Regions from separate parts of the Homo sapiens genome. Here region 1 is linked to region 2. The links are chromatin contacts, found by Hi-C in ENCODE. All regions are on one chromosome and are shown on one strand. Each heading gives the region's core, a stretch centred on a gene start or an enhancer-like site at or near the end of the contact. The rest is flanking DNA. Distances are from core to core; before and after follow the strand shown. Region 1 holds the start of CLDN10-AS1 (CLDN10 antisense RNA 1). Region 2 overlaps ABCC4 (ATP binding cassette subfamily C member 4 (PEL blood group)).

What was found. Hi-C counts contacts between places; a loop is a spot of excess contacts on that map. Pooled maps may share reads with other maps.
Region 1: a map of MCF 10A shows a loop between it and region 2 (9-fold over the local background). The contact joins the promoter of CLDN10-AS1 here to the enhancer-like site in region 2. A Hi-C loop is called at or near these places in 1 of 168 maps with a recorded cell type or tissue (MCF 10A), 1 of 37 single-sample maps with no recorded cell type and 8 of 50 pooled maps.

What each region holds. Positions count from the first base shown.
Region 1 is chr13:95,531,249-95,535,790 of GRCh38, forward strand. It overlaps CLDN10-AS1 (CLDN10 antisense RNA 1), which reads right to left and starts at 2,662. Exons shown (of 4, transcript NR_046533.1): 1 at 2,450-2,662. It also overlaps a transcript of CLDN10 not described here. RefSeq lists an enhancer at 4,047-4,341.
Region 2 is chr13:95,183,345-95,187,652 of GRCh38, forward strand. ABCC4 (ATP binding cassette subfamily C member 4 (PEL blood group)) reads right to left here. Exons shown (of 31, transcript NM_005845.5): 11 at 3,357-3,548. Among named protein-coding and RNA genes, the nearest start is that of SNORD13G, 25 kb to the right of the region's middle. Within about 2 kb of position 2,712, at least 2 of the 41 ENCODE cell types and tissues checked have a DNase peak (open chromatin) inside an H3K27ac peak, as active enhancers do.

The DNA.
Region 1 (4,542 bases), core at 1,412-3,911, 350 kb after region 2:
AGACTTTAAATTAGCATATAATGGCAGTAACATAATTTTTTATTTTGCATTTTCAAGGCCAACTTAATTTTCAAGTAAAGATTCCAATGCATTTGATTAGCAATATGAAAGTTATATCCCTGAAAGAGAAACAAATTGATTCATATTTTAAAGAAGCCATAGGGCATCAATTTTTCTAGTAGGCGGTCAAAAGTCATTATATCCTCATTATTAAACTCTTATCCAGATTACAGGATGTAAAATTTAAATTAAAAGAAGGAAACTTTTGGATGTTGATTGCTCAGTATTACCTTTTTTTTTGAGACAGGGTCTCACTCTGTCACCCAGACTGAAGTGCAGTGGTGCAATCTTGGCTCATTGCAACCTCCACCTCCTGGGTTCAAGCGATTCTTCTACCTCCCCTCTCAAGTAACTGAGACTACAGGCGCCCACCACCACGCCTGGCTAATTTTTTTTTTTTTTTTTGATATTTTTAGTGGAGACGGGGTTTCACTATGTTGGCCAGGCTGCTCTCGAACTCCTGATCTCCACCCATCTCAGCCTCCCAAAGTGCTGGGATTACAGGCATAAGCCACCGCTCCCGGCTAGTATTTACATTTTTAAAAAGATAAAGGAATAGATCTGCGCTTACACATGTGTTTGATTTTCCACAAAGGCACCAAAACAGTCCAACAGGAATTTAAACAAATGGTGCTAAAGTAGCCAGAGAGCCATATGGAAAAATGAATCTAACCTCTGATTCATACCAAACAAACAATAATTAGAGATGGATCATAGGCCACATAAAAAACAGCTAAAAGCAAAGGGTTTAAAATGAAAATATAGGAGAATATCATCATGACTTGGGGGTAGGCAAAGGTTTCATAAGATAGGTCATAAAAAAGCAATAACCATAAGAGAAAAAAATTTATATACATTAGACATCATCAACATTTAAAACTTCTGCTCATCAAAAGATGCCTTTGAGAAAATAGGCAAGCCATACACTGAGAGAACATATTCACTAAGAATGTATCTGATAACAGCCTGGTATAGAAACAGCTCTTACAAAAACAAAGAAACAACTCAATAGAAAAGGAGCAAAAAATTTGGACAGGCACTTCACAAAAGAAGGTATTTGAATGGGCAATAAGCACATGAAAAAGTGCTCAGCATCATGAAGTTATCAGGGAAATAAAAATTAAAATCACAATAAGATATCATTGAATACCTACAAGAATGGCTAAAACAAGAGACTGATAACATCTAACGTTGGCAAGAATGTAGAGTACCTGCAAGTTTCACACATGGTTAGTGGGAATATAAAATAGTACACTTTGAAAAATGGTGAGGTAATTTCTTATAAAACTAAACATACACTTACCCTCCCACCCAGTAATTCTGATCCTAGATATTTACCCATGATAACATGTTCACAAAAAAACTTGTACAAGAATGTTCATAGCAGCTTTATTTGCCCAAAACTGGGAATAGCTCACATGTTAATCTGCAGAAAAATGGATAAACAAACTGTGATAGCTTCAGATACTGGAACTCAATTCAGCAAAAAAAAAAAAAAAAAAAAAAGAAGACATGAACTGCTTATATGTGCAACAACATAGATGAGTCTTAAAACATACTGAAAGAAGCCTTATACAAAAGAGTACATGCTGTTTGATTGTATCTAGATAAAGTTCTAGAATAGATAAAACTAGTCTACTGTGGAAAACACAAGAAAAACGGGGGGAGTGGGATCGACTGGGAAGGAGTATGAGAGAACTTTCTAGAAAGATAGTGTTTGTTTCATTTACACAGATGTATGCATTTGTCAAAAGTTAGTGAATGTACACTTAAGATTTATAAATTTCATTGTATGTAATTTTTACATCAAAAGAAAAACTAAATATTAATATCTAGCTAGTGATATGCTTGCTGAAGGATTTAGGAGAAATTGTACTGAGGCCTGCAATTTATTTTTAAATATTCCAAAAAAAAAAAAAAGATTGATAGAGGGAGGGAGAGGGGGAAGAAGAGAGACAGAGCGAGAGAGCAAAGCAAATAAAATGTTTATGGTAGAATGTAGGTGTTGGGTATGATATATGGGGTGTTTACTGTAAAATTCAACATTGCTATATATTTTATAAAGTTTTATGAGAAAATGTTGGGGAAAACAAAAGTAGATTTTTAGAAGAAAGAACCAGTTTTCAATAATCTTTAGATATAACACTCCCCTAATACATTTCACAGAATTGTTTTCCAATGGGACTATTTGATAATAAATAACTAATTTGTTCAATCCATTAAAAAATAAATCACGCTGGTATCTTGAGTCTCTTCTAGTAATTGTACAGGTATAAGAAGGTGGAGGGGAAAACCTGTAGGTCAAATAAATTAGGAAGTATTTATTGAGCTTTTACTATCTGCCTACCCGGTGAGATACAGAGACATCCAAGACTTAGTTAGATCTTACCTGCAGGGGCCACACTCTCACTTGGCAGCCATGAAGAATGAAGCAAAGGTCAGGCCTGCGGGCAATGCAGGGTAAGGATAAGGACCCACATGCTCAGCAGTACCTTCAAGGCCCCAACCCTGCTTCTCCCCTCCACTCTGATCTTCTCTCTTTCTCCCACCACAGGTCCCTCTACCCAGACTCTACCCAGAGCTCTGTCTGCCAGGCTCTCCTCCCCGGCACCAGGCTTGAGTATTCCGCCTCACTCACCAAGCCTCAGCCCCCGCCCATTTCCTCAGGGACATGCTCCCTGACCCAGAGCAGAGATCACGTTCTTTGTTATACAGTTTCAGAGTACAGTAGTCCTTTATTAGAGAGCATTTGATTCAGTTTATAATTACATGGTCACTGAGGGATCGTTTGGGTAATGTGTGTCTCCCCTACTAGATTTTCAGCTCCATGAGAAAAAGAATTGTATTTCCTTTTTAATTCTCATTATATCCCCAGCAATTTAGCAGCATCTGCTATGTAGAAGGTTACATATGAAAACACACAGAAAGCATTGGGTGTCTTTTTTTTCCTTCAAATAGGAAAGAAAAAGAAGAAGAAAACATGGTTATAACCATATGAAGCTACTGCCAGGACGATATGTTAATAAAATAAATTTAAGAAAAGATTTGTTAAAATCAAAAGAGGAAAAATATTTGTAGAATTATAAAATCTTATGTGGTAAGGGATATTGTGGGTCATCTGGTCCACCTAAGCTTAACTATACTCCTGTCAAATGTATGAATATCTTTAGTAAATATCTTTTGTTATTTTACATTTTTAAAAATAACTTTTTATATCAAACCGTTAAAAATTCAAAAAAAAATCAATTCTCCATCTTCAGAAACTGATTGTTATATAAAGAATTTAGTATAATGCATGATTCACAGTGATAGTTATAATAACTACTACTAGTAGGAGTATTACCAGGAAACCTCTAAGTTGTAGTGCATCATTTTGATAAGAACATGTGTTTTGGATCATTTAAAAAAAGGGGATTAAATTATAACTCTGCCTCTAAATGGCAATACATCTTTGAGCAATTTTCCTAATATCTCCAAACTTCAGGGTTTTTTTTCTCCTGGCATTCAATAAACGGTAGCCAATCATGGTTATAATATAACAACAACAGTGAGGATGAATAAGAATCTGTGTTTATTCTCAAAGCGCTCACAGCTCAGCAGGGACATGGATACAAACTCCAATTCTGCGCAGTAAATGCAACAATGGAAGCACGCCACCAAGAATGAGAGAGTGACTCTCAGGCCTGGTCTATTGGGGGAGGAAAGAGTTTTTTTAAAAAGTAATTAAAAGGAATTCTCCAGGCTAATTAAGCAAAAAAGGCATCCTGGGTGGAAGAACACTGCCATGCATGCTTGCTATGATCCAGCAGAGTATTCCAAGGTGCAGCATGGCAGGTGATGGGCTGAAGATCCTAGGATACCTTTTGTGTCATGATAAGATACACAGATTTCATTCTGCAAGTAATGAGGAGCCCGTGAAGGGTTTTAAAGGGGTAAAGAAACAATCAGGCTTATCTTTTAGGAAAATCAGCTGGGGAGTCATATTAGAAGGGGTGAGCCCTGGGGCAGGAAGACCAGTCAGGCTAGTGGATGGAAGAGGTGATGAGGGTCTAAACTGGGAAGAGTAGTGTGGGCCTGGAGAGGTGAGAATGACTCATGGCAGTTCAGAAAGAGTGTCAACAAGATTGAGTGATGAGGAGTACAGAGGGAAGAGCGCCATCCAAGATGACTCAGGAACACTCATAACTTGCTTGGCAGACTGAGTGGGTAGACAAACAAATATGGTTCATGGTTCAGTGGAGAAAATACAGAAGGGAGCTGCGGGGGAGGTGGGGGTGAGAGGTTTAGTTGTAGACATAATTGAGGTCTCCATACCTGCGAGCCACCAGGAGAAAGGAGAAGATGTCCCATAGGCACATGGGACATCAGAAGAACTGATTCTGGGTCAGGGAATCCCATTATGGAGCCACCAGTTGGTTCAGGGAAAGACTGTGATGTGAAAAGGGGTAAGTGCCAAGTACAGAATGCTGGAGATACCAGCCC
Region 2 (4,308 bases), core at 1,462-3,961:
CAATCTCTGTACCTACAAGCCAGAATAATTCCAGTATTGCTATTCTCTATGGCCATCTAACACCCACCATTGACACGTGGATTTGAAAAGGAGTCGGCAAATGATCTCATAACTCATTAAGAGGATCCCTGGTTTCTTCCAGTCCCCTGCTAAACAGTCATAAATGGCATTTGAGAATGGTAGCAAAATTTCTTGGAAACCATCTCATCCCATGTCCTTATTTCTCAGCAGAGACATCAAAAGCCCAAGGCAAGTAATGTGACAAGTCCAAAGTGGACACCGAGCTGGTCGTGCGCAGTGGCTCATGCAAATAATCCCAGCATTTTGGGAAGCAAAAGCAGGTGGATCACTTGAGGTCAAGAGTTCAAGACCAGCTGGTCAACACAGCAAAACCCCATCTCTACTAAAAGTACAAAAAAATTAGCCAGGCATGGTGGCGCACACCTGTGACCCCAGTTACTCAGGAGGCTGAGGCAGGAGAATCACTGGAGCCTGGGAGGCGGAGGTTGCAATGAGGCGAGATTACACCATTAGACTCCAGCCTGGGTGACAGAGCGAGACTCCATCTCAAAAAAAACCCAAAGTGACAGCGAGCAAATGACAAAGCTGGGCCAGACTCCTGCTCTGTTCGACTTCTCCACCACCGGAGGCCCACCGTCCTACCGAGGATGGAACCATGCACAGGGGGCCAGCAGTCCATGCTTACACACATCCAGGAAGGAACCAAGAAGTCGCCATGCAGCCCAGCCCTGAGGGGACCCCATTGCCACTGGAGTCTGCCTGCCACGCAGAAGCCCGCAGGTGCCTGGGACACTATCCGAGTTACTGGGCCAGTCCTCAAAGGTGGCTACGGAAGAGGCTGAATGGCAGCCACTGTCCTAACCCCCACTTTCCCCCAGAGACTTTCTGATGTGGGAAGGAGCAAGGCAGAGCTGGGTGACCTGGGACCTGGAGTCTCATGTGGGTATCAGAAGCTGAACAGGTAAAAAGGGAAGGCTTGAAAAACATTTTGTCCCACATTCTACCTTTTTATCAATCACCTAATTGTTAAAATAGTTTTCTACCTTATAAACACCCCCAACTGAGAGGTGCCTGGCAGAGGGGAAAATGGAATCTGGAGCTAGGCAGGTATGGCTTTGAACTTGAACTGCAAATGTTCAAGTGAGTCATTTTATCTCTCCAACCCTCCACTTTACCAGCCAGAAGCAACATTCAACTCTTGAAACCACAGTCTTGAACAAATCATTCTTAAATTCTAGAGTTTACTAGTAGGTTATCTCCAAACTGACAGATTAGTAGGTAAAGAGCAACAAAGCCTTCCCAAGAAAGCCCTGTGTTGGTCCCAAGGACCTCACTTCTAACCTGTCATAGAGAAATGATGGAAGAAAAGAGCTGAAAGACAAGGCCCAGGTTGCCAAGTGCCACCCTTCCATTGAAAAATGGCGTACCATCTTTCCTATCTCCGGGGCCTGGTCCATCAGCAGTTTCTTGGTTATCAACTGTAACTACCAGTGGGGGAAAACTAGCAAAATTTGCCATCTGTTTCTCAACTCCCTAAAACATGATACACTCCACTCACTGCAACACACTGAAATCACCTTGTATATTCTCCTACTTTGACCCTATATTTCTGCAAAATTTCTCTAAAATGGATCTTCAGGGAAGCAGGGGACAGTGGGGGGACACCAGAGCAGGACAAGCTGAAGTATAGTAATTATTTTAGGGAAATGTTAGCAATTCTGTACAAACTTTGAATAAAATGAAAATTTTACTTTAAAAAAGCGAGGCTAGCAATATCAGAAAAATAAACAAAATGAGGATAGCAATAGCAAAGGCACTGGGAAATCATGGCAAAAGATTAAAACTTTACACAGCTTTGTGTGTGCATATGTGTGAGCGTGTGAGACAGAGAAAAAAAAATAAGACCTGGTAGGATCTGAATAACTAGGAGCTTGCCTTAGCGCATCTTTTCCTATATAGTGTATACTATTCAATAAAAATCTAGCTCATTACTGCTAACTTAATGTCATTTCCGAAAATGCATCATCTCTCATTAACAATAGTCCAGGATGAAGAAACAGCCCATTAAACAAGCAATGATTTCTCTATCCAAATCGCCAGCAAATACTACTCACCTGATTGACAGACTCTGATATTCCAGCCATTGTTCAAGCAAAATTACTCATTCCTCACAAACCTGGCTGGAAGCCTTCTGCATCACACCTGTGACAGTCTGTGGCGGCCTTTTCCAGACAGCATAAAAGAACAGTAGGATGTCCAGGCCACACTGCACAGGGCCTGGGGAGAGCCCTTTAATGCCATTATTCACTGATTTTTATGGCCCAAAGAAGGTAACATAGTATTTATCAGTATTTACCATTTTTTCTATCTTCTAGAACTTATAGCCCTCTATTAAGTATGCTCAGTTTTCATCAACTATCCACCAGGTTTATGAAAACCTCAGTGTACAATCAAACACTTCATCTTTTCTGAAAACAATCACTCTCTTGGTGAAATGATACACAATGAAAAATAAATTTTAAAACAGTTTCCTTTAAATAATAAATTGCACTGTAAATTTATCCATGTAACCAAAAACCACCCGTACCCCAAAATCTACTGAAACAAATTTTCTTTTTTAAAGGGAGTGGAGAAGGAAACCTGTGGTTTGAGAGGGACCCAAGCAGGAAACATCAGCCAAGTGCACGGTGCAGACATCTTCCGGAGTCTGACGCAAACCAATGGGTAATGAGATACTAAAGCACTGTAATCTCTGCCTAGCCGGTTGATGATAGCAAGAAATTCTGGTGATTTTTTTTCTTGAGTGAGATGTAATTTTTTTTCAAAAGTGTTCTTATCTTCTAGAGATAAGTAATAAGGTATTACAGATAAAATACAATTACAGATAAAATACAATTGAGGCCAAGGGTATGCATCAGAAGAATCTGGGTTGGGGGTGGAGCTAGCAGAGGGCCAGGGGAGAGACGGAGTTGAATTGGCTACAAGTTGATCGCACTTGAACTTGAGCAATGGGTACAGGCAGGTTCAAGACACCCTTCTCTCCACTTTTGCAAATTTTTATAATTGTCCATTTTGAAAAAAAGAAAAGTTAAAAGTAAATAAAACTTCACAAAACCAACCAAACCCCCGAAATTCACCCTGTAAACATCATTTTCGCATCAGACGTAAAAGGACAGAGCGTGTGTGTGTTTATTTACTGGGAGGACCGCCTTAAAGTATTAAATAACATTCAAAGGTCTTTAAAAATTAAAAAAAAGTTAATAAACCTTGTTGTTCAAGTGAACACTAGTATTACTGGACATTCGAGTACATGAAATCCAAAAGTCATCACTCACCTTTTTCAGAGCACAAGCCTTTATGACTTTTTCATATCGTTCCTTTTCGTATTTCTTCCCAAATAAAATATTACTCCTCAGAGTTCCCGAGAACACCCAGGGCTGCTGAGACACATAGGCAATTCTTCCATGCACGCTGACCAGCCCGTGACTTGGGGCCAATTCCCCGAGCACGGCACTTAACAGTGATGACTGAAACAGATTGTAAAAAAGCACATGTTCAGTCAACACTCGAGACAAGAATAAGCCACTGCAATGCAGCCTTGCCCAGCCCTGGGAGCTTGAAAAACACCATTCATTCATTTAAAAGAGCACAGGAAGTTGTGATTAAAAATTGGAAATAACATAATGGTCCACATAAACTAGTAGTTTATAAGGAATATTAACAAAATAGAGTGTAACAATCTACTCTGCCCTAATGAGTTTCCCTAAATGAGTTTCATGCCCCTAAATGAAATGGTACACGGAACAAAGATCAACTAAGAATGTTTACAGCAACAGAGTAGCCAAGCATGACATATATAGTTCATATATCCAATACTGAATGCATTGTTCCTGCATGCGGGTATCTTTTTTGACAAAGAACTAATCCTAGAAATGCTGTATGTAAATAACATATCCTGGCCAGGTGCAGTGGCTCACGCCTGTAATCCCAGCACTTTGGGAGGCCGAGGCGGGTGGATGACTTGAGGCCAGGAGTTCGAGACCAGCCTGGCCAACATGGTGAAACCCCATCTCTACTAAAACTACAAACATTAGCCGGGCATGGTGGCACGCCTGTAATCCCAGCTACTTGGGAGGCTGAGGCATGAGAATCACTTGAACCTAGGGAAATGGAGGTTGCAGTGACTCTAGATCACGCCACTGCACTCCAGCCTGGGTGACAGAGCGAGACCATGTCTCAAAAACTAAATATACATACATACGTGAATAAATGAATGAATAAATAAAA